Linked DNA regions of Homo sapiens: region 1 is linked to region 2. A link is a contact called in ENCODE Hi-C or POLR2A ChIA-PET data. All regions are on one chromosome and are shown on one strand. Each heading gives the region's core, a stretch centred on a gene start or an enhancer-like site at or near the end of the contact. The rest is flanking DNA. Distances are from core to core; before and after follow the strand shown.

Region 1 (2,700 bases), core at 42-2,541, 97 kb before region 2:
TTTGCTTCAAAATAAGTCATTGTTTGGGTTGGGTATGAGGGGAGAGGAAGACTAGCTGGATAGAGATGAACAAGATTGGTCTGGGATTGATAATTGTCAAAGGTGGGTGATGGGTTAAGGGCGGTTATTACTGTAGTCTCTAGTTTAGAATATATTTGAGATTTCCATAATTAAACCTATTTTTAAATCATAAAACAATAAAAATAAGTGTATGAAAGAACCTACTTACTGCAAGCACTTTGTTTCTGATTAGCCCTGAAGGATATGGTAATTGGGGTAAAGGATATCAGAAATTATTTTCCTTTTGCTGAAACAACAGCTGTTCATAAAATGTGAATTGGTAGAATATTGTACAGGCATCTCCAATATCACAGGAATAGGATTTAAGAATCTGGCAAAGGTAGTAGACTCCCTTTTGAACTGGTGTTCTAGACCTAGGGTATACTGGGTCTCTTGTCAGGTGCTTAATAGAGGATTTTATCTTGATTCTAACCAGAGGGGAGCTGTACCTGCCTGCTACCAGAATACTGTCTATATTAAGCTGTTTTTGCATTGCTATAAAGAAATACCTGAGATGGGGTAATTTATAAAGAAAAGAGGTTTAATTGCTCACAGTTCTGCAGGCCGTTCAGAAATCATGGCAGCATCTGCTTTTGGAGAGGCCTCAGGTAGCTTTTACTTGTGGTGAAAGGCAAAGTGTGAGCCAGCATCTTATATGGAAAGAATAGGAGAAGATGGGGGGGGTGGGTGGGGATAGTGCTACACATTTTCTAAACAACCAGATCTCATGAGAACTCACTCTGTATAAAGAACCAAGGGGGGATGATTCTCATTCATGAGAACTTTGCCCCATGATCCAACCACCTCCCACCAGGCCCCACCTCCAGCACTGGGAATTACATTTCAATATGATATTTGGGTGGGGCACCCATCCAAACCATATCACTGTCCCATATGCTGCTAGTGAAATTTGCAGGCAACAGTCTTTTCAGAGGCCACAATCGTCAGTGCACTGAGAAGTGCACTGAAGTGTATTGAGTTGAAGAACAAACTCCATGACTCTTGCACCTGCTTGAAAATGAATGTTTGTGTGCTTGCCAGATTTGCTCATATGGCCTATCAGAGAGGTTAATGGAAAGGAGAACGCTAGGCCTCACTACAGACACAGGGAGTTTTAAATAGCCCTTAACTACAGACACAGGGAGTTTTAAATAGCTACTTTGGCTTGGGCTGGGCTCAGAGCGGACACTGGGTGCATCCTCCCACTTCTGTGTTAGGCACAGCATGTCTGCCACAAAGTGAGGGCTCGGGAATACCTGGACAACAGCAGCCCCTCAGGAGTGGTGTCTGTGTAAGCCCAGGGGCAGCACCCTGCTGCAGCCTTCCGCAGTCACCTCTGCTTAGGCCTCCCACAAGTGGGAGGGAGTGGAAGGAAAAAGGAGTGGGCACATTGACAGCATTTTTGATAACACCTGATACTGCCTAGTGACTCACAGAACAATCTGAAGGAAATAGCAATTCTGGAAAGGGGTCCTGAAGTGTGTGGGTAGAAACAAGAGTGAATGAATTGGTGCAATTACTCTTGATCTGACTCCCATGTGTACCCTTAGCTTTATAAGGCTTTGGCAAACTTGTGTTACACAGATTAATATGAGTTTCTTTTCTTTTTTTTTTTTGAGACGGAGTCTCATTTTGTCGCCCAGGCTGGAGTTCAGTGGTGCAATCTTGGTTCACTGCAACCTCTGACTCCTGGGTTCAAGTGATTCTCCTGCCTCCGCCTCCCGAGGAGCTGAGACTACAAGCATGTGCCACCAGGCCTGGCTAATTTTTGCATTTTTAGTAAAGATGGGGTTTCACCATATTGGCCAGGCTGGTCTCGAACTCCTAAGCTCAAATGATCTACCTGCCTTGGCTTCCCAAAGTGCTGGGATTACAGGCATGAGCTACCATGCCTGGCCGAGATGAGTTTCTTATTCATCTGTACATTGTCACTAATTTAAAAAATGTGCGTATGTATTTTATGTAAAGTCATGTATGGCTGAATGATGGGGATACATTCTGAGAAATGCGTCCTTAGGCGATTTTGTGATTGCCAAACATCATAGAGTACACTTTCACAAACCTACAAGGTATAATCTACTACACACTTAGGCTTTATGGTATAGCCTATCACTCCTAGGCTACCAAGCTGTACAGCCTGTGACTATGCTGAATACTGTAGGCAGTTGTAACACAATGGTATTCGTGCATTTAAACATATCAAAACATAAAAAGCATACCTAAAAAGTAAAAATACAGTACAAAAGATAAAAAATGCTATACCTTAGCTGGGCATGGTGGCTCATGCCTGTAATCCCAGCATTTGGGGAGACTGAGGCAGGTGGATCACGAGGTCAGGAGTTCAAGACCAGCCTGGGCAAGATGGTGAAACCCCGTCTCTACTAAAACTACAAAAATTAGCCAGGCGAGGTGACGGGTACCTGTAATCCCAGCTACTCGGGGGGCTGAGGCAGAGAATTGCTTGAAACCGGGAGGCAGAGGTTGCAGTGAGCCGAGATCACGTCATTGCACTCCAGCCTGGGTGACAGAAAGAGACTCCATCTCAAAAAAAAAAAAAAAAAAAAAAAAAAAAGCTACACCTGTATAGGACATGTACTATGAATAAAGCTTGCAGGACTGGAAGTTTCTCTAGGTGAGTTA
Region 2 (2,821 bases), core at 306-2,805:
ATGTAATCAAGTTTTCTTGAACAAAACACAATGAGAGAATATAATTATGTTTAGGGAAAGGTGAGGCAGGGGTGTCTGCTTGTTTGGTAGGCTCATGTAGGCCTGCAGCAGCTCCCTCACTGGTTCATGTGGCAAATGAGGGATCTCATAATAGATCTGTTTTTGAAGCTTTACTCAGACATTATTTCTTCTCTCATCAGTGTGTTCCCATTGCATTTTTTCTTTTTTTTTGAGACAGAGTCTCGTTCTGTCACCAGGCTGGAGTGTAGTAGCGCGAACTTGGCTCACTGCAACCTCCACCTCCTGGGTTCAAGCGATTCTCCTGCCTCAGCCTCCCAAGTAGCTGGGACTACAGACAAGCTACCACGCCCAGCTAATTTTTGTATTTTTAGTAGACAGGGTTTCACCATGTTGGCCAGGATGGTCTTGATCTCTTGACCTCCTCGGCCTTGACCTTGATCTGCCCACCTTGGCCTCCCGAAGTGCTGGGATTACAGGCATGAGCCACCACGCCCGGCCCCATTGCATTTTTTGCATAACCATTTCTTTTCATTCTCAGAGCAAGCAATCCAAGAGACAAGATAAGTTTCTATGCCTTTTATGGCCTAGCCCCAGAAGTCATGCACCATCTCTTCCATGCTATTATATTGGTCAAAGTAGTTAAAGGCCTTTTCAGGTTCAAGAAAAAGAAAAGTATACCCCATCTCTTGATGTAAGTTGTAAACATCACATTTTAAGAAAAGCATGTAGGATGGAATGTAGTTCAATATGTTTATATTTAGAAAATGCAATCTGCTGCAACATGGAAACCAAGTAACCCACACAAAGTGCTTACAAATATTAACTATTATTAATATTATTCAATGAATGTTTTCTTAAAGAATAAATTAATATACATTTCTTTCTGCCTAGAACTTTGAGCTGTAGTTAAATAATTCTTGACTTGTAAATTGTCAGTTTGAGCTTGTCTTGTTTGCTCCTACCTGCTACCTGCATTAGGATCCCTTCAAATTGGAGAGTTTCTAAATTTTACTTTTTAACTTAAAATCATTTCAAATTTACAGAAGTTTTAAGAGTAGTACCAAGAACTAACTCTCTAAACCCATCTGAATTTGCCTGTTTTAACCTTTTCTTCATTTTCTTTTATATTCTCTCTTCTTCCCTCCTTTCCCATTCAAGTATTAGTTTCAAACATCATACTCCTTTTCCCCTTATAGATCCATAGTACCAACATCAAATTCAGGACGTTTAACATTGATACATGCTATTATTTAATATATAGATCATACTCAAATTTTAATAATTGCCCTAAAAATGTTTTTGTAATTGTTTGTTTTCTCCCTGAACCAGCATCCAATTCAGGATCACAGATTGCATTTAGTTGTCATGGCTCATTAATCTCCTTTAATTTGAAGCAGTTCCTTAGCTTTGTTTTTCAGGACATTGACATTATTGAAGTATACAGGCCAGACGTTTGGTAGAAATGTCACATGATTTGGGTTTGCCTCAGGGTTACTCATCATTAAGTTCAGATTATGCACTTTTGGCAAGCATACCATGACAATGATGTTGTGTCCTTAACAACATATCACCACCTAGAGGCACACATTACTGATGACATTAACTTTGATCACTTTTTATAAACTGGTGATTGCTAGGTATCTCCACTAGAAGACTACCATTTCTCTTTATAATCTACAGGAAGATATTTTGAGACTATTTAATATCCTGTCTTCTTCAAACTTTTACCCTATAGCTTTAGCATCCGTTGATGAATCTTGATAAAATCAGTTATTACTATGATGTCTTTTAAAAAAGATGATTGACTTACCAACTATTATTACTTCTTCTACATTGATTAGCTGGATTCTTATTTTTATTCAGTGAATTAGATCCAATGCTGCCATTTAATTCTTGTTGAAGCTTAAATTGTCCCAAATTTAGCCAATAGGTACCCTTGAAGCTGGCCCTAAGTCTTTTTGACATAGCCTTCATCATTTTTTGTACACTTTTTTGTATAAGATATTCCAGACCCTTCTTGTCTTGCTTTGCTCTGGCCCTCCTCTCTCCAAGGAATCCTAGCTCCTTCTAGTGAGGAACAGTACCTAGAAACAAGGTCTGTGAAGAAGTGTTTGTTCAGGTTATCCAATGTTGAGGTTATTCAGGCAAAAACACGTTAAATATTGAGTCCATCAAACAGAAAGTCTTACTTAAATTAAAAAGTGTGAAGATAGTTGACCCTTGTTCAAGATGTTCTATGTGCAATTTTATTTTTATATCTAGCCAATTGCAAAACATCAGAAGAGCCATAGTCCTGGGCTTATTGGAAGTGAGGTTCTATTGAACATTGAGCTGGGAGAGTAGGGAAATTGCAAGATAGCGAGAAGTCAGGCCCCACAGAAGGAGCTGCAGCACTTGCGGGGCATCCACTTTTTAGAAAACTGGTCAGAACCAGTAGACGAACAGCCCATTTTGAAATAGTGGTTGTTTGTGCCATCTGGACTTAGCCAATCATAAAACTCAGTTGATACTCCAAGCCTAAAATGGTCTTGGAGACCCTTTTTGGATTTTGGCTTAAGCCCCATTTTAAGGAATCCAACCCCTTCTTGTGAGATCAGATTTCCCTGCCTTGCACTGAACTTGTTTAGTCCTTGTCCATCCTAGAGCTTCACATGACTCAGTCTGCCAGTTAGGTTGGGAGATATAGCGGAGCTAGAAGGAGCCCTGGCCCTGGTACTTACTAAGCATACCCCTTTGATGACTTTAATTGACTCACTGTGTGGCTCTAAGTCCCTTCTCCTTTCTGGGCCTCAGTTTCCTT

The links. A loop is a pair of places that touch in the nucleus more often than their neighbours do. ChIA-PET counts read pairs that join two places held with the same protein, here RNA polymerase II (POLR2A). Pooled maps may share reads with other maps.
Region 1: a pooled map shows a loop between it and region 2 (4-fold over the local background). The contact joins two enhancer-like sites. A Hi-C loop is called at or near these places in 5 of 50 pooled maps. POLR2A ChIA-PET finds 5 or more read pairs at or near these places in 2 of 52 experiments (HCT116 and activated CD4-positive, alpha-beta T cell).

What each region holds. Positions count from the first base shown.
Region 1 is chr12:75,912,427-75,915,126 of GRCh38, reverse strand. No RefSeq gene overlaps it. Among named protein-coding and RNA genes, the nearest start is that of PHLDA1-AS1, 120 kb to the left of the region's middle. Within about 2 kb of position 1,291, at least 4 of the 41 ENCODE cell types and tissues checked have a DNase peak (open chromatin) inside an H3K27ac peak, as active enhancers do.
Region 2 is chr12:75,815,827-75,818,647 of GRCh38, reverse strand. All of the region lies in intron 1 of LOC105369844 (a long non-coding RNA gene), which reads left to right. Among named protein-coding and RNA genes, the nearest start is that of PHLDA1-AS1, 210 kb to the left of the region's middle. Within about 2 kb of position 1,555, at least 2 of the 41 ENCODE cell types and tissues checked have a DNase peak (open chromatin) inside an H3K27ac peak, as active enhancers do.